Linked DNA regions of Homo sapiens: region 2 is linked to region 1. The links are chromatin contacts, found by Hi-C or POLR2A ChIA-PET in ENCODE. All regions are on one chromosome and are shown on one strand. The core of a region is the stretch at or near the end of the contact, and the rest is flanking DNA. Distances in the headings are between cores, read along the strand shown. Region 1 overlaps LOC105378318 (a long non-coding RNA gene). Region 2 has its middle 85 kb from the start of SLC16A9.

What was found. A loop is a pair of places that touch in the nucleus more often than their neighbours do. ChIA-PET counts read pairs that join two places held with the same protein, here RNA polymerase II (POLR2A). Pooled maps may share reads with other maps.
Region 2: a map of posterior cingulate gyrus shows a loop between it and region 1 (3-fold over the local background). The contact joins two enhancer-like sites. A Hi-C loop is called at or near these places in 3 of 168 maps with a recorded cell type or tissue (PC-3, dorsolateral prefrontal cortex and posterior cingulate gyrus) and 4 of 50 pooled maps. POLR2A ChIA-PET finds 5 or more read pairs at or near these places in 2 of 52 experiments (WTC11 and activated T-cell).

Annotation. Positions count from the first base shown.
Region 1 is chr10:59,582,581-59,588,716 of GRCh38, forward strand. All of the region lies in intron 1 of LOC105378318 (a long non-coding RNA gene), which reads left to right. Among named protein-coding and RNA genes, the nearest start is that of SLC16A9, 120 kb to the right of the region's middle. Within about 2 kb of position 2,656, at least 3 of the 41 ENCODE cell types and tissues checked have a DNase peak (open chromatin) inside an H3K27ac peak, as active enhancers do.
Region 2 is chr10:59,621,628-59,627,763 of GRCh38, forward strand. No RefSeq gene overlaps it. Among named protein-coding and RNA genes, the nearest start is that of SLC16A9, 85 kb to the right of the region's middle. RefSeq lists enhancers at 744-1,038, 4,651-4,870. Within about 2 kb of position 2,254, at least 4 of the 41 ENCODE cell types and tissues checked have a DNase peak (open chromatin) inside an H3K27ac peak, as active enhancers do.

The DNA of each region.
Region 1 (6,136 bases), core at 1,406-3,905:
CAGGAAATAAGGAATTACAGATAGGCTATGTAGGTCTCTGTGCACCCAAATAAAAGCAGTAGTACAAAGCTTTTACTGGTTATTTTCCATTATTCTTTGTATTTAACTTAGCTTAAATTAACTATGATTTTATTTTCAAATTAGTGTTCTCAAAGGAAAATATATTAGATTGAGGCTTTTCATTTGGAAAACCATAATATTCTCATTACCATTTCAATGTCCGTTTGGTTATTAAAAGTGATAATTCATGCTGATGGGCAGCAGCCCTGAATGAAGGCCAATAATGAGAGAGGAGAGCATTCTTCAGGCTGCTAGGCCTCAGCTGCTAACCTCATCTACCCTCGCCACAGTGAGGGTCTGTCATCTCATAGTGCCTGGAATGGTCATGCAGATGCAGTCAAAGATATCCATGGCATGGTGCCGCTTACAATATATTTTATGATTTCAATGTGTCTCTTGTTGTAGTTTAATTTAAATGGAATGAATGACTACTGGCTTGAAGCCATACTGATTCTTCTGGCTCTTTTATATCAAAAACAGCTTCACTCAGGAAATGGGATTTGGTTTAGGTACCCATAGGGAATTTTCTGTGGTCTGAATGTGTCCTTTAAAATGTGTGTAAAGGACACAAATTGGAACTGTAATCTCCAGTGCAGCCATGTTGGAAGGTAGGGCCCTTGGGGCAAGTGTTTGGGTGAAGGCTCTGCCCTCATTAATGGATTAGTGCCTTATAAAAGGGATTGATGGAGGCAGTTCTTCTCTTTTTTTGCCCTTCCACTTTCCGCCATGTGAGGATGCAGCAAAAAGACCCTCACCAGATGCCACTGCCTTAATTTTGAACTTCTCACCCTCCAGAACTCTGAGAAGTAAACTTCTGGTCATTATAAATTACCCAGTCTGTGGTATTATGTCATAGCACAAGTGGGCTAAGATACAGTCTAAAGAAACTTAAAAAATAACCAATGACTGAGGTGGATCTTAGGACCAGCCCCCGCTCTGGTCCTCTCCAGGGCCGCTTGTTCTCTCAGGGTGTCTCTGCTTCTCTCTGTAGATATGCTCTCCCTTCACTCTCTCCCCTCCAGCCTTTGCTGCTCACTAAATCTTCTTGCATCTCAGTCTTGCTCAGAGCCCATCCTGGCCACAACCCTCTTTAGAATCCTCTTAAATTCCAACTCCCACTGTTGAAGGACCCAACGTCTTTCTTCCAGATACAAATTCTTAAGAAAGTATGTGATTGGCTCAGCTTATCCCAGTGTACTGAAGTAGTGAATGCCCACACAAGGTGGTATTCAAATTATTATAGTTAGCAATTAGCTCTGCACTTACACAGAAAAATCAGAATCAAAGCTGCCTGAGGCCTGCACCAGGGTCCTCTAAACCCCTTAGTCTCACAGGGGTTAACTCTTTAATTCCTGGAAAGTTGAGAAGAGAGATGGGCTTAGACAGCCAGTTCAGTGGGAGGGTACCAGGAAGGCTTAGGGTAGCCATCATTTTCAATAGAGAAATACTCCATTATTTTAATTACCAATATGGCCGTACTGGTATGGACCATTGAAAACTCTGAATCACTGAGGGTAGGGAGGCACAGGGCCATGAAATACACAATATGACCACCATAGACAGTGGTCTGGTTTTAACAGGCATTTGAGACTCAACCTGTCCAATACCTATGGGTATATTTGAAAAAGTTATGAACCTTGAGGACAGTAAGAACTTAAGGTTTTAGTTTTCATTAAACTCCCTCATAGAACTATTCATGTTCTCCTACACTAAGGGGACTGAATCAATTCAGTGTCATCTGACCAGTGAGTGAGGGCTCCCCTGGGTAGGAGACCAGGTGTTGCATATATCCAGCTATGGGGCTTTGGACGCAAGGTTTTTAGCTTCCACAACTTACAAGTGATGAGCTTGTATTGGACAGACGCTGCAATCCCTTTGCCACTTCAGATTCCTCTTGTGTTTATGGGGGATTATTTTAAGATTTGTGAGCAAAGGTACAGGCCGTGCCAGCTTCAGGAAGGAGGAGGAAAGGCAGAAATGCAACTTTATTTGGATAAATTCAGCACAGCAATGAAGTACATAGGCTCTAGGATCCAATCCTGACTCAACCAATTGTAGCTGGCATAACCTTGAACAAATTATTCAGTCTCTCTGCCTCCATTTTTTCATCTGTAAATGGGAATAATGAAAAGACTTCACAGTGTTGTTATAAAGACAAATAAGACAGTCCATGTAAAGTATTTAAATCAGTGCCTAGCACACAGCAGGCACTCAATTAAATATTAAACAATATTATCATTAGAAGTCACCCCAGGAAACTTCTATTCATTACCTCATTTAAATATTTAAGTATTTAAAAGATAAATATACTTAAATATTTAAATGAGGTAATTAACCACACAAGATACTGTTTTTATTAATTTCATATTATCCATGAGAAAAACTGAGGCTGGGAGAGATATTTTAATTCACCTAGGTAAAAGGTTGATCAGCTTTTCTCATAAAGGGCCAGACAGTAAACATTTTGGGCTTGGCAGTCTGTATAGTCTCTGACGTAAGTACTCAATTCTGCCATTATAGCTGAAAATAGCCACAGACAATAGTAAATGAATGGACAGAGCTCTGATTCAATAAAATTGTATTTATAAAAGCAGGCTGGCTGGCCCTTGGCAAGCAGCCATCATTTGTCAACCCCTGGCTAAAATCATACAAACAATTGGCAGTTAGGATTTGAACTCAAGAGAATCAATCTATCCACTACACCAGAGATTTTCTAGTTCTTCTTTTGGTAAAAACTTTTTTTACAATGAAACTTTATGAAGAACCCAGGGTATAAATTAGAGCCACTTAACACAGACTTCTCTTAACCATCACAACTACTTTCCTTGAATAAGTCTGTGGTTTTCAAACCATACGGGTTTGATACAAATGCAGATCTGGGCTAGGCATGGTGACTCACGCCTGTAATCCCAGCACTTTGGGAGGCCAAAACAGTTGGATTGCTTGAGCCCAGGAGTTCAAGAACAGCCTGGGCAACATGGTGAAATCCCATCTCTACAAAAAAAAGAATACAAAAACTAGCCAGGCATGGTGATCCACGCCTGCAGTCTCAGCTACTCAGGAGGTTGAGATAGGAGGATCAATTGAGCCTGAGAAGCTGAGGCTGTAATGAGCCGTGATCATGCCACTGCACTTCAGCCTGGGTGACAAACAAAGCAAGACCGTGTCTCAAAGAAAGAAAAGAAAAATGTAGATCTGGAGATCCCTACTTCCATGAGCCCAGGTTCAGATGGCCTGGAACAGTGTCAAGTGATGTATATTGTTTACAAGCTCCCAGGGGATTCTGACCCAGGGAGTCCTCAGACCACTCTTTGAGAAACATGGATATAAGGATATTCCATTAAATGTGAAAAAATTTAATTATCCAAGCTGGTTTCATTGAAGATAGAAGAACAAAATAACAGGTATCAAGACATAGAACCTGAGTTTCAACACTGACTTCACAGTTTTGCCTTGGATTTGAGACAGGGATTAATCTATTTTGGTATAATCGGTGTCATTGCCTAAAAGCCCGTTAGGTGCTTTGAAACACAATGAGCCACTCCTACTATGTCATAGATTCCCTTGGCACCAGATCTTATTAATATGAAGTACACGTTGAATCTTTCCTTAACTCTGCTATGAATCTAACAAGAAGCTACAACAGTCGTACAAGAATTCCCTCAAGACATTAGGTTGGAAGATTGGTGATAGGAAATTACTCCAGTAGCTTCATTGAAAAGAACTCTGACAAGCTCTGACACATGTCCAGAGAGTAAAGGCAATATCGAGTTATAGGACAAAGAGGTATCAAAAGAGTGTCTGCTCCAAGCAGCCAGGGACAGCTCAGTACAAGGAGGGCTCAAACAGGACACCCAGCGGGCAGATGCCTGAGAAGCTTGGGCTGTTACCTAGTTACATTTCTAGAAGAATACTTTTAGCTGAACAAAGCACAGGCAATTAAATGTTCAATATCATTGTAAGTGCTGAAATGTCCTCATAAAACTTGAAGATCTGTGCTTTCTGAGTCCACAGAGAACAGTCTGCACTTTTCTGGGCTATAAACTTGGCCTACAGGGAGAGCTAGTAAGAAGGGTCTGCCTTTTTTTTTTTTTTTTGGCTGGACTCCTTCTTCCTTGGCTTCTCTGAGGCCACCTTCAGGAGACATTTGGATGTCCATATCTGGCTTGTCCCCAGGCAACTGGAACTGCTAAAAACAGACCCACTAAATAACCACTCCCCACATAACTAAAAGCTAGAAACAGCATGAGGTCCCTGCCTGTGAGGGTCTCCAAACATTTCCTTCTACCTTAGAAAAGCTTCCTCCCAGTCTTGCTAAAGCTTAAAGGGGCACAGCTCCATAAACACTCTGTCAAAGGCTCTTGCTTTTCCTGAGAAGCTGACAATCTGGCCCCCTTTTAGGGCTGCTTCAGGAGATAAAATAGAGAACCCACCAGCCTCAAAGTTGGAATAAAACAATAATGGCAGCAGTTACAATTTATTGAAGGCCTATACTATGTGTCAGACTATTTGCTAAGCACTTATCTATACTAACTCATTTACTTTCACCACAACTTTAGGAGGTTGTTTTATATAGGTTCTTGCCACTCAAAATCTGGTCCAGGACTAGAAGCATAGGCCTCATTGGGAGCTTGCCAGAGCTGCAGTCATGGGCCCCACCCAAACCTACGAAACCAGATTCAGCATTTTTAACAGGCACTCCAGTTAATGTTTGTGCATATTCAGTTGGAGAAGCACTGACTCAGTTCACAAATGAATAGCTGAATCATCTTCCTTCCTTACTACCTTCCTTAATCTTCAGGTAAGCACTGGTTTTCTTACCTGAAAAAAAATGGAGTTACCAATAATCACTTCCACTTGCTGAGCACACTGCCATGCGCACACACATTGCCACTCATCCTCACAACAGCCCTGAAATGCTGGCAGATTCCCATGTTGCAAACCAAAACCAAGGCCACAAGCAGTCAAACAGCTTCCCCTTGCAGAGTTAGAAAGCAGCAGCCTTCTCTGCATGTCTAAAAGATAATGCCTTTTCCTCTCCACCATGCCACCTCTCTCAGATGATCCTTGAGATCACTCAGCTCTTGGCCAACATCTGGGTTGACCCAATGGCTTAGTCAATGGACATATTAACCAGCGATGTTCCCTAACCTCTCTCCAGTCAGCTCCAAACAGTCCCTTGTTCTTGCTCAGCTCCCTCCTCTCTCAGCACATCTCATTTGTCCAGCCCCAAGAGGGCTTGGGCTCTTCAGACCTCAGATCAGCAGCCTGCTCATTACCAGACCTGCTGCGTGCTTTCCCAAGTGCTTCACCATGACTAGCTCATGATGACTAGCTCACCATGGATCATTGGTCCCCACTGATTCCCAATAACATCTGTTCTTCTTTAGGTCAAGACCCAGCCTCACTTCAAAACTCACTAGGAATGGACCTCCCTTTTCTTTTCCCCTTTTAGAGCCCAGAGTAGTCATAGAGTAGTCTCTCATTAATATATTAATAGACTGTCAGAGCTAGCCCAGTACAATTTATCACTACACCTGATTCATTTTAGTGAGGGAGACACTAACATCTGAAGCTCCATCGTGCATCATCCTGACCAACCTTTCATTTTACAGTGGGACAGTTCGAGATCCAAAAGGCAGAAGTCCATTTTCTTTCTTCTCTTGGTCGGAAGAGCTTTGTAATGGTTGCCCTAAGTCTCTTTGATGCAGGGCAGGTGAGCCCCAGAATTGGTGCTTAGTCCAGGAGGGTTCTTAGCTTTGCCCAGGGAAGAAGTTGAGCATGAGCAGGTGGTGTTAGACAGCAATATTTTATCAAATGGTAAAATTTGCTCCTTGTGGAGCAGGACTAACTCATAGACCATGCACAGAGTCAGCAGGGTATGGGCTCTTGGCAACTGTATTTATGCTCACTTATACCCACTTTCAATTACACACAAATTAAGGGGCAGGTTAATGCAAACTGAAGGATGGGCTATTCAGAACTTTCTTTTTTGGGGGGAAGAGAGAGGGAATGGTGTTTTGCTCTTGTCACTCAGGCTGGAGTGCAATGGCACAATCTTAGCTCACTGCAACCT
Region 2 (6,136 bases), core at 1,004-3,503, 39 kb after region 1:
TGATGCTTAGCTCTTCACTTATCATTGAACTAGGTCTTATTTTACAATGGTTTGGTCTGTGACTTACTGGCTGATGTTGGCCCCAAGTCCACCCCTCCATCAAGACTTGAACATGTCCTTAAGATCCAGCTCTGGGAAAGGCATCTCAAGCACTAAACCTCCTCTTCTGCCTGCAAGGGTCAATGTAAGAGCCTGGACCTAATTGCTGCCTGGTAGTCCAAGTTAAATAAAAAGTAAATGCTAGGCAAATACTCTGTCTTCAGAGCATGCTGCCTGTGTGGCAACATTTCTGCTAATAGACTCCAGCCATCAGCCATCTGTCCATCTTGATATACTGTGCATTGCAGATGAGAAGGAATGTTCCTTTCCCCTGCAGTATTGCATGTTGATATTTTCCTTCAGGGAAATACCTGAATTTCATATCACTCACCTCATTAAAATTTACCTTGCATAGAACTAATGTAATATGTACTTTTTTTTTTCTTTTGAGACAGAGTCTCACTCTGTTGCCAGACTGGAGTGAAGTGGCACAACCTCCGCCTTCTGGGTTCAAGCGATTCTCCTGCCTCAGCCTCCCGAGTAGCTGGGACTACAGGTATGCACCACCACGCCCAGCTAATTTTTGTATTTTTAGTAGAGACAGGGTTTCACCATATTGGTCAGGATGGTCTCCATCTCTTGACGTCGTGATGCACCTTGGCCTCCCAAAGTGCTTGGATTACAGGCATGAGCCACCGCGCCCAGCCAATATGTACTTTTATAATAAAAATAAAGTCACAAATAAAAGCTTAAATTGCTTCCTTAGCGGAATTATACTTTTAAGGCCTGCCATTGCCTTAACTGGAAGGAGAGATTCACACAGAACTACAGGTGCTTACGCCACCTAGTGGGAAGAAATTTTTATTTCGGAGGGTTTTTCTATGCCACTTACATCCCTTGTGCACACAGGCCCGCGCGCGCGCACACACACACACAGTCACCAGGTGTGATGGCAGCCCACGAGCCTTATCAAAAAGGTGAATGTTGGGGCCAAGAGCAGACAGGACTTCACTGTGTTGCCTCTGATCCAGGAGGCTGCATAGGCAGAAGCTGTGTCTGTTTTTACTTAATATCTGAAATTGCCGGTACACTCTGACTCTGGGAGGAAGGGGGAAGCTACAATACAGAAAACCATTAACTTTGGGGACTGAAGGAGGGGACGTAAGTTGTTTGACCCTGCTAGTTATAATCATTGTTCTTTGCCTTTATTGGAATAAGTAAATATAATCCTGTAGGTAAATGTGCATTTCTTGACATCTTGGATCTCCATTCTGCGTCAGGGGACCCCCAGCTCACTTGTCAGATGAGGAACGGTGAGTAAGGCTGAGCTCAGCCAAAAGTCATGAAATCAGAGAAACTTGTCCCCAGAACCCTGCAGTCTACCGCTTTTGGCTCTCCTTTCTCCTCTCAGTTCTAAGCCTACTGTTAAATTAAGGTTAGCCTAAAGCTGCCTCCTTACATATTTTAAGTTTGGCCTAAAGCTTTCCCCATAAATAGTAAACTGTAACCCAACTGGGTGTGTAAACAGATTGAAACCTACTCTAATACCAATCACCAAGTTTCAGCCACTCACAGGCCAGCTGTTCAAACTGTGTTCAAATAAGGCAAACGCCAAGCTGTAATCAATCTGGCTGTTTCTGTACCTCATTTCCATTTTCTGTACATACGTTTCCTCTTTCTGTCTGTAAATCATCTCGACCATGCAGCAGCATGGAGACTTTCTGAACTTGTTCTTGTTCAGGGACAACCCAATTCACAAATCGTTCTTTGCTATCTACCCAGGCAAGTCTCTTGCACACTGACCATTTTCTCCCCAGTAGTCACTATTCAAACATCCCCTCAGCTAAACCTTGGGGAAATGTCCACAACGATGGGATGAGAGCTTCGTGTGTTATTCTTCCGAAGTCTTCTCATGGGCCCAGAGCACAATGCCTTATCCCAGAAATGAAGACTGCATCGTGAAATCTCAAAACGGGAGGAGAGAGAAGGATGATTGGATCATGGCTATCCAGCTGTTCCTCAGAATGTTTGTTTGGCCTATACTGAACGCAGCGAAAACATTAATGTTACCAGAAAAGGAGCCCGATCCAGACCCCAAGAGAGGGTTCTTGGATCTCATGCAAGAAAGAATTTGGGTTGAGTCCATAAAGTGAAAGCAAGTTTATTAAGAAAGTAAAGGAATAAAAGAATGGCTTCTCCATAGCCAGAGCAGCCCCAAGGGATGTTGGTTGGCTGCTTTTATGGTTATTTCGTGATCACATGCTAAACAAGGGGTGGATTATTCATGAGTTTTCCAGAAAAAAAAGCAGGTACTTCCTGGAACTGTGGGTTCCTCCCCGTTTTACGCCCTATTGGGTAGCTTCCGGATGTTGCCATGGCATTTGTAAACTGTCATGGTGCTGGTGGGAGTGGCTTTTAGCATGCTAATGTATTAAAGTTAGCATATAATGAGCAGTGAGGATGAACAGAAGTCACTTTCATTACCCAAAAGTGGGGTTTGCCTGGCTTCTTTACTGCATCCTATTTTATCAGTAAGGTCTTTGTGACCTGTATCTTGTGATACCCATCCTGCTGACCACCTAGCTCATCCTGTGACTAAGAATGCCTAACTTCCTGAGAATGCAGCCCAGCAGGTCCCAGCCTCATTTTACCCAACCCTTATTCCAAACGGAGTCACTCAGGTTCAAATGCCTCTGATATTAACACTCCAAATAATGCCATAGAAGTGTTAGCTATTATCATCATCACCATCACCGTCATCATCAGGGCCAGGGATAGAGTCAGGCATGTGAGGCGCTCACTTTCAGAGTCAATTTTCATCCCCACCTGCCTTACCCTCTTTCCAGCACTGACTGTCATCATCAATGAAGAGTTAGTAGCTCCCAGGCCCTGTTATAAGGCTGTTATATATTATTAATTCATTTAATGAGAAGAGGAAACAGCCACAGAAATCTCACCAATAGACATTCTGCCCAAGTTACACAGTGAAAGAAGGGTAAACCTTGGATTTTAACTGGTTTAACAATAGTTACACAGGTCTTACACAGGTCTCTTAAGTTTCTGACACTTGGAGACTCAGGGACTCAAGATATTGATTTTATTCATCACTCTGAGTACAAGCACCTCTTGGCAAAAATCTGATGACATATTTTAAGTAGGAAATTGCAAGATAAAGTAGTCAATTGTTAACGGTGGTAAGTTAGTCAACTGTTGGTGGGAGTGTAAATTAGTTCAACCACTGTGGAAAGCAGTATGGTGATTCCTCAAAGAGCTAAAAGCAGAACTGCCACTCGACCCAGCAATCCCATTACCGGGTATATACCCAGAGGAATATAAAGCATTCTGCCATAAAGACACATGCACGCGAATGTTCGCCGCAGCACTATTCACAATAACAAAGACATGGAATCAACCTAAATGTTCATCAGTGACAGACAAGAAAACGTGGTTCATATACACTGTGGAATATTATGCAGCCATGAAAAATGAGATCATGTCTTTTGTGGGAACAGGATAGAGCTGGAGGCTATCATCCTTAGCAAGCAGGAATAGAAAACCAAATACCGTGTGTTCTCACATATGGGTGGGAGGTAAATAAGAAGAACTCATGAACACAAAGAAGGAAACAACAGACACTGGGGTGTTATTGAGTGGGGAGGGAGGGAGAGGAGCAGAAAAGGGAACTATTGGGTACTGAGCTTAGTACCAGGGTGATGTATTAATATGTACAACAAACCACCGTGACACACGTGTTTATCTACGTAACAAACTTTCGCAGGTACCCCATACCTAAAATAAAAATTAAAAAAAAAAAAAGAATCTGCCAGTGACCACAAGCAAATCAAACAGCCTCTCCATACCAGTAAGCAAATTGCAAACTCACACACCTTTGGCGCAGGAACAAATGATAAGGGAATTAAGGAGTACAGGTGTAGAATAACAGGGAAGTGCATAAAGTTACTCACAGTAAAAATTACTGGGACACGGATCTTGGCAAAACCTCTGTACAATCTGTCCGTTTTCTAACACTATATTCAACCAATGCTGGCCAAAGCAACATGTCTGTTGATAAAATTCAGCTGCAGATGGGGTTGTGGATCCAATGAAGTGAGCACGGTTTCCAGGAGGTATTATCAATGGCCAGGAGCTAATTCCTAACTTGGAGCAGCTGAAAACAATCACTCCCCATTTTACAGTAACAGCACACAGAGATGCCAAGTTCTCTGGCTGAGCCGAGTCATCTGTGGAAAGTAGACACAATTCAATCTAAATAATAGAGAACAGCGGCAGCCTGGATTGATGTTTCTGCATGACTCTCTGCTTAGTTCAAATTGGAGCCATTACCTCGTTGGATTTCTCAGCAGGCGGTTTAGCCTATAGGAGACATTCCCTATCCAGTAACAAATCTCATTTCTTCTCAGGCTGAAGGAGATAACAAAAGCCAGATGGCCCTTCAAGACTGTTCATGATGCTCAATGAGCCCAAGATGGATGCGGCCCATTTCTAGACTTTTTTCAGCTGAACCACAAGGTGGTGCCAAAGTACAGAAAATGCTGCTTCAGCCTGCAGGTGTCACCAACTGTGAGGAAGGCAAAAGGAAAGAAAAGACCATTATCTCACTTCGCTGAATAAAAAAGAAAATGCAAGTCTAGGAGGGCCTAACAAGGCCTCAGCACACAGCAAATCCCCACTTATCCTTAGTAAATTCGGGTGCCTGAGTTTCAGGAGGCTGCAGGTAAATTGAGTCTAAAAATTCAAAGGAGCTTAAAAGAGCAATTAAGCCTTTGGTTTGGTAATGAAGGCAGCACTAAGCCATAGGCCAGATAATTAGTGTAATGGAGCTCAGTGCTGAAAGAGCTACTGTGTCTCATTGTAAATTCTGCACCTGTTAAGGGCTGCGTGGGTTTACAGGTGGGCTAATCAAAGAAGAAAACCACAGACAGATCCTGCAGAAAATTCCAGGCAACTGGAAGGTCACCTCCCCCAAAATCCAGGGAGCACAGAGGGCTGCTTTTCTCACAATCCTTCCTACTAGACCTGTGTTGTGCAATACGGTAACCACAGGTGGCAGGCTCTAAACTGAAAATACACACTGGATTTCAGCAACAACAAAAAGAGTGAAATCGCTCATTAATCAGTTGGATATTAGTTACATGTTGAGATAACATTTTGGACCTACTGAGTAAGACAAATGCCAAATTTAATTTCCCTTGTTTCTTTTTACTTTTATTCTTTGTCTCCTAAGTATGTTTCATTACATAGATATTGCTCTCATTATATTTCCATGGGATATTGCTTCTCAAAGAGCATATCATTGGTAAAATATGGAAATACTTCCACACCAATGGGATGCTTACACTGCCCTGGGCCTCAGCCCCTTACTATGTCCCACTGCCTCGGCTGCTCAATCCCTCAGAGCCGTGCAGCGCCTGCCACCCAGCCAGCTTGACGGAGGCCCCTCATTCCCTCACATCCATCCCACCACTCCCAGGATGGGCCTGGACCCAAAAGAGAATGCCCTATTCCCATCTGGCATGTCTTAGTCACACTGCCCTGGCTGTGGGTAAGAAACAGCCTTTGCAGTGACTCTAACAATTGTTAAATATTTGGTATTTGTTGTTGTTGCTTTTTTTGAGACAGGGTCTAACTCACTCTGTCACCCAGGCTGGAGCGAGTGCAGTGGTGCTATTTCCACCCCCCAGGCTCAAGCAATCCTCCCACCTCAGCCTCCTGAGTATCTGGGACTACAGGCATGAGCCACCACGCCCAGCTAATTTTTGTAATTTTTGTAGAGACGAGGTTTCACCATGTTGCCCAGGCTGATCTCAAACTCCTGGGCTCTAGCAATCCTCCCACGTCAGCCTCCCTGTGCTGTGGGATTACAGGCATGAGCCACCGCACCTGGCCAGTTGTCAACTATTTCAAATATCACTCACACCTATGAAGTTTGCACTTATCTCTGCCATGACATTTCTCAACTTGTATCCTAATTGTATATTGGTCTCCTCAGGAAGCATATGAGCTCATGGGTGGCAGGACAAACCTTGACCAGCCTTATTCCCCCTGCTTCCAGTCCTGTTAAGCACTTATACATGTG